2 separate regions of the Homo sapiens genome follow, and region 2 is linked to region 1. The links are chromatin contacts, found by Hi-C in ENCODE. All regions are on one chromosome and are shown on one strand. Each heading gives the region's core, a stretch centred on a gene start or an enhancer-like site at or near the end of the contact. The rest is flanking DNA. Distances are from core to core; before and after follow the strand shown. Region 1 has its middle 120 kb from the start of LINC01741. Region 2 overlaps CRYZL2P-SEC16B (CRYZL2P-SEC16B readthrough).

What was found. Hi-C counts contacts between places; a loop is a spot of excess contacts on that map.
Region 2: a loop to region 1 is called in a map of Calu3, with 4 times the contacts of the local background. The contact joins two enhancer-like sites. A Hi-C loop is called at or near these places in 2 of 168 maps with a recorded cell type or tissue (Calu3 and heart left ventricle).

Annotation. Positions count from the first base shown.
Region 1 is chr1:177,581,129-177,587,890 of GRCh38, reverse strand. No RefSeq gene overlaps it. Among named protein-coding and RNA genes, the nearest start is that of LINC01741, 120 kb to the left of the region's middle. Within about 2 kb of position 2,235, at least 3 of the 41 ENCODE cell types and tissues checked have a DNase peak (open chromatin) inside an H3K27ac peak, as active enhancers do.
Region 2 is chr1:177,924,594-177,931,506 of GRCh38, reverse strand. CRYZL2P-SEC16B (CRYZL2P-SEC16B readthrough) reads left to right here. Exons shown (of 32, transcript NM_001356506.2): 31 at 864-962; 32 at 1,578-2,719. The coding sequence ends at 1,649. It overlaps SEC16B (SEC16 homolog B, endoplasmic reticulum export factor), which reads left to right. Exons shown (of 26, transcript NM_033127.4): 25 at 864-962; 26 at 1,578-2,719. The coding sequence ends at 1,649. Among named protein-coding and RNA genes, the nearest start is that of SEC16B, 42 kb to the left of the region's middle. Within about 2 kb of position 4,371, at least 4 of the 41 ENCODE cell types and tissues checked have a DNase peak (open chromatin) inside an H3K27ac peak, as active enhancers do.

The sequences.
Region 1 (6,762 bases), core at 986-3,485:
TTTGATAGATATGGAGAAAAGGGATTGAAAAAAGGCTGTGCAGATGAGGTTATATTTAAACTATGTCTCTGCAATGTGTAAGAATTTATTTTGGGGAGAAGGTTGAAGAGAGGGAGAATATTGTAGACAGAATGCAGAATACTGTAAGAATATGACTTGTGGGGGCTGGGCACAGTGGCTCACGCCTGTAATCCCAGCACTTTGGGAGGCTGAGGCGGGCAGATCACAAGGTCAGGAGTTCAAGACCAGCCTGGCCAACATGATGAAACCCCATCTCTACCAAAAATACAAAAATTAGCTGGGTGTGGTGGTGTGTGCCTGTAATCCCAGGTACTCGGGGGGCTGAGGCAGGACAATTGTTTGAATCCGGGAGGTGGAGGTTGCAGTGAGCCAAGATCATACCACTGTACTCCAGCCTGGGTGACACAGCAAGACTCAGTCTCGGGAAAAAAAAAAAAAAAAAAAAGAATATAACTCATGGGAACTGTGTGGCTGGAAGGGAATTGGGGCCAGGTTATGACGGGCCTTTGGTGTCATGCTAAAGGACTTGAAATTGATTTTTAAATGATGGGAACCAGATAATGTATTAAGTGGAGCAAACGACAGTATCAGGCCTGCATGGAAAGGAGGGGAGAAGGTGGAGGCAGGTGTCCACGGGGACACGGGCAGGGCCTACTGTTTCACTGCAGCCTCCCAGGTGCTTGCATAGCACAGTGCAGGATGACATCTGGATAGATGCAACCAAATTGATGAAGATGTATTAACTGAGATGGGAAATTTGGAATGAAGAGGAATTGTGAGGATGGGAGCAACGGAAAAATGGGATGAGGATATCATGAATTTCAAATGCATTATGTTGAATTTGAGATGCCTCTGGGACATCAGGATGGATGTATTTAGGAGACAAGTTGTAATATGGGACTGGATTTTCAGAGAGAAGTGCTATCTAGAAATTTATATTTAGAAATTATCAGCATGTAAGAATTGTGCACTGTGGGTATGAGTGAAGGCACTTTTGGAGAGTATTAAGGCTTGTAAAATGCCTTCCTGGAGTTAACTGTCTCATAGACTGATAAGGCAGTTTAGAGTATTGAGTTCCCTTTGTCTAAAGCATCTTTTCTGGTAATATTGAAAAGATCCATTTTATCTCTGACTCAGTGGGATAGAACATCTTGAGATTGTTTTCATGAACTTTAAAGGGAATCTCTGATTCATTCCTTCTTCCTCACTAATACCATTCAGATCAATTCAGTTCAACACTCTGGCCAAGCCTCTAGTACATGAGTCATTATGAGGCATGAACCCTCTCTCCAAGGAATTTCCAACATTTTAGAGAACAGTCAGCAAGAGTGCAAATGACTATAATAGGAGGTAGAATAAAGTAAGTACCAAGTACATTAACAAATGCTACAAACGTATAAAAGATGAAAGAATTAGTTGTTTGCAAAAGTCAGGAAATGCTTCATAGAGAAGGTGGTCTTGAAGAATGAACAGATTTTTGATCAGCAGAGATAACAGAGATTAGTGATAGAAAAAAATAAAATCAAAGTGACAGAGGGGATTAAGTTCAGATAGTTTGTAGGGGAACACTGGAAGGTAAACTCGAGAAGACAGATTAAGGCCTTGAATGCCAGGGTGGAGAGATTGTATTTGATTTCATAGTTCAAAGAGCTCAAGCTCTGTTTCAACAATATTTCAGAGGTCAATACCAGGCCTTCCCCAATTTCAGAACAAATGGGTATTAGAAGGGCTGTGACCCTTTTTCAAGGAGAAAGTTAATTGATTGGTATTACAGAGTTACCATATATGGCCAACCCAAAATTGAAAATCCTCTTCTGAAGACAGATACTGTTTGTTTAGAACTAAGCCACAGCCCAAATTCCCCTTCCCTTAGATTCAGATCTGTATTTTCTTAGCACAAGAGTCCCTTGAGGGGCCTGCTCTTGCTTTTTCTCAGCAGTCATTTGTTATCTTAAATATTGGCATCTTCTAGATAAGAGTTTTCTAAATCACATTTACAGAAGGCTTGTAAACACTCCTCATGTTTGGAACAGGTTTCTTCATTGACCTTGTGCCATTGAAGTGCTTCAAGCTACCTCAGGGCATTAAATTCCCTGAAGCTTTACCATGGAAACATACTCTCAGGTCATAACTCTTTCCTTTGCCTGGGCGTGGGCCTCAAACGTTTATGTGGCTGCTTCAGCTCACATAACCAGTCCAACAGGATTTTCAGTAAAACCTGAGCTGCCATAGAGACACAATATTTCTTTTCCTAATTGCTCATAATTTCATCCTATTTCTTCTAACAGCAATTGAAGATGACATTACACTCCCTTTTATGTCAGTTGATGATGCACAATTCTCTCTTGGAACAGCTAACGACTGTATTTACTAACACATTAAAAAACACTGATGTGTATTCAGGCCAGAGCCATTTTTACACCAGTATTTTATGTGTGTGTCAGATGGTGGAATGTTGAAAAGGGGTTTCACTATTATAATAAGCATCTCCCACTCTTGCAGATAGAATGGCATGTGAATAACTAGATGTCCTGGTTATTCCCTGTTTATACCAACCTCCATGGACATCTACTCTGGCCTCAGATCCATTCTTTGCTCTCCTGCCTTGCTCTGTACTTGGGAGGCTGTCCAGTGTGGACTGCATCACCTGGATTCCTTTGCCTACTGGCCCCCGATTGGGTTTGGCCAGTGGGAGGCACCAGCAAGAAATCAGAGGTTGGGAGAAGAGAAAGATTATGGCATTTCTTTCTTGCTCTCACCCTGCTTTGGTGTGGTGTTTCTGGCAGCCACCACACCTGATGTTGATTATAGCCTTCACTGGGTTCTGATAACACTAATTCCTGCACTTGTCCTTTGCCTTTCTGCCTTGGAAGTGTAGTGGCTTTCATCAGTTGCCAGTTTCTTAGTGCCTCAGCTTCCTCGCCCATCCCTTGGTAGGTAATTCCATCTAGGTCTCTTCACTTGAGCCATTTGGGTGAATTACATTTCCCATTGGGATTCTGTTGGAAACACCAATTACAGTTTCCAAATAAGTTATTTGGCAAATGACCTCTCCGTTTACCTTGTTCATAACTGGCCTGGACCTTTTTTTCACGGTCCTCAAGGGGCTCACTATGGAAATATCACCAGAAGTAATTAATTATAGAAAATTGAAGCTTACTTCCTAAAAATGAGTCTAGAATACTCTACTTTAAATGGAGACACAATATATTGTAGTTTTTATATACATAGCTTATGGGAGCACATAAAATGGCAAAGTTTCAATGTGAATAATGTGTTCACTGGTGGAAAAAAGGTCAGGAGAAGAGGCAGAGTGGATCAGCTCTATGTGATTCAGTGGACTTATAAGTGAGAAAGGAGAAGGTGAGGTAGATAGAACGTTGAAACATATTAAAAACTTGTCCTACATGTACTAGTTTCTCATAAAGAATTGCTGCTACTGATCTGCATGATTTGGATGGGATAGGATGCTATCAATTATATCCAATACCAAGTGCTCTTTTGTAAGAAATGTACAGATTGCTCAGCATGAGGATTTGGGGAATATAGCTCCATTCTCAATTCTACCACTATGAGAGCTTGGCCAAGTCATTGTGCCTCAATTTTACCATAGGCAAGTGGGGATAATTATAACCATTTTAGCTATTTCACATTTTTAGCTATTTGATGGGGCTCATGAGGACCCAGAGCTCAAATGTAAACTATCAAACCCTTTTGCTTGTACAGTGTCCTGTACATAGAGAGTGCTTGATACATATTGTGGACTGGATTTATTTTATCTAGATTGGTTTGGGTATAATTAGCATTTTTAGTGACTGTGATGACATGGACCAAAACACCTGGGTGACTTTTCCTATGGCACCTTCATTTCAATTGGATAACAGATAAATTTGTAGACAGGCTCTCACATTCAGAACAAGGTCTAAGAGTGATGGATGATACCCACTAGGCTTCCATAATGATTAACAGTACAAAATGTGCTGGAATCTCTATTGTGTTCAATGACTCTGTAGAACAAGTAATGAGGCAGTATGCAGAAAACTCTGAATTTGGTAGAAATAATAGCAGGCTTTTAATGAAGAAAAATGAATGTAATTGGGGTCATCTCTTCTTGCCAAAAATGGGAAGAGGGGATATTTAACTGTGAGAAAAAAGATATAAAGTCATTGAAATAACAAACTCTGGCATTGGAAAAATTATCACGAATTGCTTGACTTTGGAAAAGCTTTTTTATTTTAAATAAACAACAACAACAACAACAACAACAACAACAACAAAACCTCTGAGTCTTGCCTCTCCCATTTGTAAAATGGATGTAAAATACCAAGGATATCAAAATATCCTTGCTGAGGATCTATATTATTATGCTTAGTGTCAAGCACAGTGCCTGGCATAGAGAACCTGCTTAATAACAATTATTATTAATGAAAACAATAATCTGCCTACAATTTGCCATTCTTTCCCCAGAGTGTAGAGGATACACTCTGATGAGGTTAGATTATACTATGCTAAATTAACAAACAAACCCTGAATTATTTGTGGCTTTACATGACAAAGTTTTATTCATTGCCCATGTCATAGTCTAACATGGACTAGGTGGCTGTCCTTTAGGAGGTGACTCAGGGATCTGACATTCTTCCATCTTGTAGTTATGCCAGTTGAGATGCGTGGTTTCAAAGGAAAGAGAAGAAAGGGCTGGAAGATACTGGCATGATGCTTTTAAGGGCCAGGACTAGAAGGGGCTCATGTCTCTTCCATCTACCTTTCATTGGTCAAAACTTAGTTGCATGGCCTCTGACCTAATTGCAAGAGAGGCTGAAAAATTTAGCTTTCCTCTGTCCTCAGGAAAATAAAAGTGATATTTCTCTGCCACACGTAACAGGTGAAAGACTTGTCCTAAGAAAATTGATTGTTAAAATAATTCTTTTTTCATCTTTGATGGTTACCTATTTTTTTAAAAAAATTTAGATTCAAGGGGTACATGTGTAGGTTTGTTACATGAATATTTTGTGTGATGCTGGGCTTGAGCTTTTATCAAACCCATCACCCAAATAGTGAACATAGTACCTGATAAGTAGTTTTTCAGTCCTTGTCCCCCTTCCCCCGTCCTCTCTTTTGGAATACCTGGTGTCTATTGTTTCCATCTTTATGTCCATGTGTACCCAATTTTAAGCTCCCACTTATAAGTGAGAAAACGCAGTATTTGGCTTTCTGTTTCTGGTTTAATTTGTTTAGGATAATGGCCCCCAGCTGTATCCATGTTGTTGCAAAGGACATAATTTCATTCTTTTTATGGCTGTGTAGTATTTCATGGTGTGTATATACCACATTTTCTTGATCCCATCCATAACCGATGGGCATTTAGGTTGATTCCAAGCCTTTGCTATTGTGAATAGTGCTGTAATTAACGTGTGAGTTTAGGTGTCTTTTTGATAGAATGCTTTATCTTCCTTTGGGTATATACCTAGTAGTGGGATTTCTAGGTTGAATGGTAATTCTATTTTTAGTTCTTTGAGAAATCCTCCAAATTTTTATATCATAGCATGTCCAGGACCTTGTTTGTAAATTTCTCAGCCTTTGGAAAAGATCAAGCATGTTCTAGTCTGTCATAAATGGTGAAGCTTAAGGGGGCTGAGCCTTAAGCCTCTTTCTGCCCCTGCTCGGGACAAGCAGTGGTAGAGGAAGAAGTAGAAGTTATTGGCCTTGAGGATGGGGAACATGTGATGAGTAGTTGTTTGGCTGCAGGGACCTCCAGGAAGAGCAGTAATGTAAATCTGCTTTGGGCTTTAGTAGATGAAGCAAGAAGTCCATATGATCCTCAGAGATTAGGGAAAAAAATAATCTCTGTGATCTGGGGTTATGATGGCAGGTAAAGGAAGGAAAGCTGTTGGCTCCCTTGTTGAGAATGAACCTGTAGTGACCAGGTACCATCAGTCATGACTAGGAATAAAATATCAGAAAATAGTGATTAGAAAACCCAGGAAGATCCTTCAACTTGGAAAAAAAATAGTTTTGTTTTGTACCTTTTGAAAAAGTATGTTGGCCCAACTATCTTTTATAACTTTTTTTTTTTTTACTACCAATAACATGTACATTTGAGCTATTACTAGTGTAGTACCTAGATTTTCTGTTTGGCCTTTTATCAATGATACATTTTTGTATAAAGTGCATGGAAAATTTGGGCCCTAAACTCATAAGCCTTGCTCACTTCTAACTATGTGTTTATGCTGATTCTCTTTCTTAAACTCCTTATCTATTTAACTACTTTCTTTCTTAAGCCTCTAACTCAAGTACTACCTCTTCCATGAAGCCTTCCTTGGTGATTTTTTCTATAGAGTCTATAGCTAATAAACTGTAACAGCACATATTGTCCACAGGACATTACTGGATGTTTAATCATATATCACCTTGAAACATTTATTGGTTCGTTTCATGTTTATTATTTATTGAGCTTCCATTATGATCATGTCTGGACTCTGTACCCTGAGGCCCAGTGCAAAGCACATAATAGATGGTCCATAAATGCATATCATGTTGAATGTATGCCATGGCCCAGACAAGTTAGGGGTAGAGGCTGTGTAAGAAATGAAAGCATGCCCCAAACAGTTGGGTTTATAAGAATTCAGATTTGGGGATATAGTATTGGGGTCATCTCTGTTGGCTCTTTTCTGCATCATTGAGAGGAGAGATGTCATTCATAGATGCACCATCCTTCTTTTTTTCTGGTAAGTGAAGTGGCAG
Region 2 (6,913 bases), core at 3,122-5,621, 340 kb before region 1:
CACCCACCAGCCAAGTAGTGTTGGCGTGGATGTGGGTTGTACCTAATATGTAGTTTTTTTTATCCCTGACCCTCCTCCCACCCTTCCTCTTCTGAATCTCTAAAGTCCATTATGTCACTCTGTGTGTCTTCACATACTCATAGCTCCCCACTTATAAGTGAGAACATATGGTTTTCGGTTTTCCACTCCTGTGTACTTCACTTAGAATAATGGACTCCGGCTTCATCCAAGTTGCTGCAAAAGACATTATTTTGTTCATTTTAATGGCTGAGTGTATTCCATCGTATACGTATACCGCATTTTCTTTATGTACTCATTAGTCGATGGGCACTTAGGTTGGTTCCACGTTTTGCAATTGTGAATTGTGCTGCTATAAACATACTTGTGCAAGTGTATTTTTCAAGTAATGACTTCTTTCCTTTTGGGCCGATACCCAGTAGTGGGATTGCTGGATCAAATGGTAGTTCTACTTTTAGCTCTTTAAGGAATCTTCATACTGTTTTTCATAGAGGTTGTACTAATTTACATTCCCACCAGCGGTGTATAAGTGTCCCCTTTTGCCAACATCTATTATTTTTTGACATTTTAGTTATGGTCATTTTTGCAGGAGTAAGATGGTATCTCATTGTGGCTTTAATTTGCATTTCCCTGATGATTATTGATGTTGAACATTTTTTTCATTTGTTTATTGGCCATTTCTTCTTTTGAGAAATGCATATTCATGTCCTTTGGAGAGTCGATAAGGAACTTAAAGAAATCACTGAGAAAAAAACAAATAATCCTGATATGCTTCTTGAAGGCCTCGACATTCTGGAATCTGGGAGGCAGGCACTGATGGGATTTTCCATGCTTTTCCATCACAGAGTGTTTCCTTTGAGCTCTGCTCCAACCCTGGTGTTCTTCTTCCTCCACCTGCCTTAAAAGGGGCTGTTCCTCTTTACAACCCATCTCAGGTGCCTCAGGTAAGGAAGCCCTCAGGGGGAGGGGCTGGCCAGGAGTACAGGTTTTGGATTAAGGAGACCTAGGTTTATCATCCCAGTTTACCATTTATGATATGTGAGTTCTTGAGCAATTATTTAGCCTCTCCAAGTCTCAGTTTCTGCATCTGTAAAGTGGGATTAGTAGTAGCTAGCTCAGAGATATGTATATGAAGGGCCTGGAACCCAGAAAATGGTCAATAAATGTAGTTACTATTAATATCATGTTTAAATTTTAATAGCTCTTGAGATGTGGGAGACACAGTTGGTGTTGGTATCAGTAGTGTGGGTGCAGTGTCACTCTGTCCTGGGGATGAAGGGATCATTGGAAACTTTGAGAGAAGCTAAGTTCCCTGTTCCTCAGCAATCTGGGTAGACTTAGCTCTGCTAATGTCTCATTTGGCCTCCTCTCTTTATAAAAATCAAATTTCTTTTACCACAGTTAGGTGAAGGGTTGGGTGGAGGTACGCAATTAGAACACAACCTTGGGAAATGTTCTACACAGAGGCTCAGGGTGCCCTAGCTCCATCTGTCCAATCAACCCCGGGCAGAGTCATGTTTGGGGCTGTACTCAGTGTAATATTTGTTCTTCTTTTCCAGCTGCCCACGGCCACTAGCCTGAATCGGCCAAATCGCCTAGCTCAGCGTCGCTATCCCACCCAGCCATGCTGAGAATAAACACACGTCCCAGGCTCATCTCCCAGGACTGAAACTTTCTTGCTCTCTTTTTCTCAATCTCCCAGCCCCTCTCTACCATATTGGGACCCTCAAGAGGTTTGTGCTAGCCCGATGCCTCCACCGGGCACTTAGAAGGCAAGAGGACAGGATCTCTCAAGACACAGCACAATTCAGTCTCTTAAGATTAGCTTCACAATGATGGAAATTATTTCATCAGGTGGAAAGTCTGGGTCTAATAGCAGACTGCACATGAGCAGAGTGACATGGTGGTGGCACTTATGGTGGTGGCTTGAGAGCCTTGGGGAAATTAGGGCCCTAACAGCTAGAATCAAAGATGATACCGCAGGGCCCTGTAGCAAGAAATGGGAAGCAGGGGGAGGGGCAGGGGCTCAGAACAATATTCTAGACCAACTTTGACTACTTCCTGTCTTAGTAATAGACCAATACATGGCTCTATTTAGCAAAGTTTTTATACTGAAACTTGATTATTGCTGCCCTTTATAATTTCCTCTTCAATGATATTTCAGCAGTTTCCCTCTTGGTCCTAGTTTTGTGCACATTTTTTTGAATGTGGTTCAGATTAATTATATTTCTCTCACTTTCTTAGCTGGTCCTATTTTTTCACATTCTGGCATGTGGCTATCAAGTTAGATTGCTGTAGGCATCATATTGTCATGGTAACTACTGAACCTAATGATGCAGATGGATGGCACATCAGTATAATAAATGATGGAAAACGGTTCCTAAAAATTCATCCCTTTCATAAGAGGGGAAGAATGAGTGCCTGATATTGTTAATACCTCCCTTTCTACCTCAGGCCTTTGCAAATTGATGTTCAGAGGGTCACTGGAGTGAGAGGGAGGAGGGGGGCGTCTTGGAAATTTCCATTTCTCTTTTCAAACCCAAAATAGGAATGACTCTTGCTGTTTGTCAGATTTGCTGAAAATTGCTCCTCACAAAGAACATTTTTTTTTGTACATGTAATTGTAAATACAGGTTTAGTACGTTAATGTTCTATAGTTCTGATATTGATAATAATTAAACCCAGATAATTTTATAGCAAATGCTTGTCTCTGGCTGATTTTTACAGAGGAAGAAAGTACATTGGTGGTCTCTTCCCTGAAGTCTTTCTAATAATGGTTTTATTGTGTGATCAAGTGTGAATAGCTGGAAAGAGCCCTTTGTTAATGAGGAATCTAGGGACAGATCCTCTTAACTTCTAAGTCTACTCTAATTTTATTATTTTTCCAATTTAAAAAATATGAACAAAAAGCTCCTCTGATGCAAGTCAGTCACTTTACTAACTGAACTAAGTGTTGTATATTTTGTTCCATAAAAAGTTGTTTTTAACCTCTTAGATTAAATTAGAAAATGTATGCATAAATGTTTTGCACCTGGAAGGCCCTCAGTAAATGCTGTTCCGCTTTTTTCCTTAAAAGGCTGCTGCTCCTTCAATTTGGTATGCTGACATCCAGTGGTGGTGCTGTGGCATTAGTGTGTGAGTTTCACAGGAGCCACACTGCTTAGTCTTGCATCCTGGCTCATCCGTAGCTCACCCTGTAACTTTGGGCAAGGTTACCTCACTGTCTTGTATTTCAGTTTTCTCATCTATAAAATTAAGATGATAATAATCATAGTACCTGCCCTACAGGGACATTGCAAAAATTAAATGAGTTAGGCCCTTAGAAATGGGCCTGGTATATGCTAGGTACAGTTGGCCCTTGAACAAAATGAGTTTGAACTGTGTGGGTCCACTTATACTTGGATTTTATTCTGCCTCTGCCTGTCCAAGACAGTAAGACCAACCCCTCTTCTTCCTCCTCCGCAGCCTACTGAATGTGAAGACTATGAAGATGAAGACCTTTATGATGATCCACTTTCACTTAATGAAGGGTCAATATATTTTCTCTTTCTTATGATTTTCTTAATCATGTTTTTTCTCTAGCTTACTTTAAGAATACAGTGTATAATACATATAACATATACAATATGTGTTAATTGACTGTTTATATTATCAATAAGGCTTCCAGTCAACAGTGGGCTATCAGCAGCTGAGTTTTTGGGGAGTCAAAAATCATATGTGGATTTTTGACTTTGCAGGGCTCAGTGCCCATCATGTCCACATTGTTCAAAGCTCAACTGTACTTTATTACAGTGTCTTTTATTGTTAATTTGCAATCTAATAAGATCTGGACTGTTTTTTTTGGGCCTACCAGATCTGACTATAGATTTTTTGTTCTTGATACCTGTATAGGACAGGAATGATGATTAAAACATACTTCTCAATATGTGTCATTGCCAAGTCAGTTTCTCTTCCTGCATCCCTTCTAACACCAACATTAGGCCATGAGGCTTTGTGCCCATGGGAGCAATGGCGTAGGGGAGGTCCTGTCCAAGAAATAAAGCACTTTAGGGGAGGAGATTGCAGACCAAAGAGGAAGGCACAGATGTCGGATGCCTGTGTCCTCATGTCCTCCTCCCGTTAAGAGAATTCATGGAATACCAGTGGCTACTGTCATGCTCAACAAAGCAAGCACTGAGTTTAGTTACCTCCCAGGCCAAAGGAATACAGAGCAATGAATATACTTTCTGAAGAGGAAGAGTCAGGGGTTTCTGTGCACTAGGAAGGGAGGAGGTTCTTGGTGTTTATGGTGATTCATAATTGAAAGATTTTACTCTGGCAAAGTCCGAATGTGTCGTTAATCTGTGTATGCTTGGTTAAAACAAGCCCAGTTGCTCATTGGTTAGGAATGTTAGGTCCAGTAAGGGTCTGAGGAACTGGGGTCACTCCCAGTTCTTAGTTGCCCATCTGTGTTCTTTGGGTAGTGGTGGTGGTATTGCTAAAGGTCATGGTTATTTTACAACTTCAACTGGTTAAAATCTGTTGTAGTGAAACAAAGCAAGTGCAGCTGTCAGAAGAAAATATTGTTTTCTCCTTTGATAAGGTGGAGGCTTGGGAAGGAGGCTTGGGAAATAGAGCAGGTTGTGACAGATATACACTGCTATGAAAGGGAGCATACTGGGCTAGTGGCCCTTTCCTCTAGCTCCCCTGGTAATCTTGGGAAGGGAGGCTGCAAGACTTGAGGAGAAGCTGGCTTTGGCTTGGCAGTGTGTCCAATGTGTCTGGGGAGCCATAGCAGCTTGGCTTTGGGGATCTGAGGCAGAGCTCCGAGCTCCCTGAAGCCTGCTGTAGTGTAGACTCTAGCAGAGAATAATTGCATAATGACCCCAAAGGCCAGATGGGACAAGTAGTATCCCAAAAGGCAAAAGGTCAGGAGTGGGCCAGACCAGCCACCAGCAATGAATAGGCCACACTGTGAAGGTCATAGCCCTCTTTTCCATCACCATGAGCTGTTTGGGGAGAGAGAATGAACAGAATTCTCTTTCTCTCTCAAAAAATGAAAGATCAAAAGACATGGTATGAAAGGGAAGAGCCTGAGATAATATTAATTGGCAAGTTTGTTTTTTCACCTGCTTCTTAACAGGATCCAAGCTTGGAGGAAAAATAGATCAGTCATAGGAAATGAGCCACACTTTCCTTGAAAAGCTGAGTAGTAGTGTGCAAATTTATGATTCTGCTATATACATATAATTCAATATTTATATGAAAACATTTAAACTTAATGTTCTATAATTTGAAAGTGAACAAACCACTAAATTCCATTTCAGGGTCTTTATCACATGTTACCATTCCAGCCCTCTGTCTAATCCCCTCATGTGGCTATAGAGCTGTAAATGAGCCGTGAGTCCTCAGTGACCTGTGTGTCCTCTCTGTTCAGCCCTCTCGCAGGCTTCAGGTTGCTCAGGATCAAAGCCTCTGCTAGCTTTGTTTTCCCCTAGAAAGTCTCTTTCTTTTTGGTCTCTTCCTCTGAGTAACCAAGAAGAGGAGCAAGAGACTGCATCTACTTCTTCACTAAAATCAGAAGATTTTCTACCCAAGAGGGAATGTGCAAAACCCTCTTTCTTCTTGAAAAGAATAATAGGTGTGTAATTTGGGTCTCTCCAATCACATGAGTTTCTCTCTCACTTTTTCCCCCAAAGAGTGGAATGGAAGTGACTTTTTCCCTCTTCTGTTTGCTGTCTTAAGCTGAAAATTGCATGAAGCATGATCTGCAAGCAACAGAATGTTAGGTACTTAACTGAGGTTGTCCCTAAATGTGGCCTCAACAACGGCCTGTTTTCATTTCGTTAATTGGCCATACTTATACCAGGCATCATTCATTCGGGTCCTTTAGAAATGGTTTCTTAATGAGATTTAAAGTTATTCTGAACAAGGATTAACAGCATATGAAAATGTTTTCTTTACAATCGCACTAGGTAGAGGAATCTTGTTCCCATACTTTCTTTCTTTTTGTATATTCCTGTTTCCAGATAATCAGGGTCAACAGCAGTTTAACTCAAACTCAACTGACCTTTGCAAACTGCTTGTTATTTTACTGTGAGATGTTTTCCTGGCCCTTACCTACCTTAGAGAGAGCCAGTTAACCTACCCAATTTTTAAAGAATTCTCAATAGAGCAGGATTCCATGGCTTCCTTTGAGGTTTCAGCCTGTGGTTCCTCAAACGTTAGGAAGCTATTTCTAATACTTTATACTCCAATCACTCATGTGGCTCTTTAAGACTCTTAGCTGGTCCTCAGCAGAGATGGAAAACAGCTGCTCCCCACCACCTGTGCCTGGGAACTCGTTCACATTTTGGAAGGCCATTGAATCATGCCTCAGCTTATGAAATGAAGTCTTACAAAATGGGGTTTTAGGAGATTAAACCAGATAAATGCTTGGAGTCTTTTGGTAGCTACAGTGGTCAGACATCCTGAATTTCAATAATAATAGTGTAACATTTATTGAGTATTTTGTGTCAGACACATGCATTCTATGTATGTATACTTTCTATGCAGTATATAGTATTGTGATTTCAACATATATTAGGAATAAAAAACTGAATAGAGAGGTGAGGTAACTTGTCCAAACATACACAGCTAGTAAGGATGGAGCTGGAATTAGAATCCAGGTAGTCTGATCTCAGAATCTGGGCCCTTAGCCACATTATCCCTGGGCATGTGTACATTTGTTCACTGATTTATCAAATATTAATTGAATGGCACGTCAGGCATTGCTGTTTTCCCAACAAAAATGGTTCCGACACTTAAAATACTTACAGTCTAGTGGGAGAGACAGACATGTAAACATAGAAATTTCTGCATAATGTGAGAACTGTTCTAAATATATGTACAAATAACTTTGTAGCTTCAATCCCTT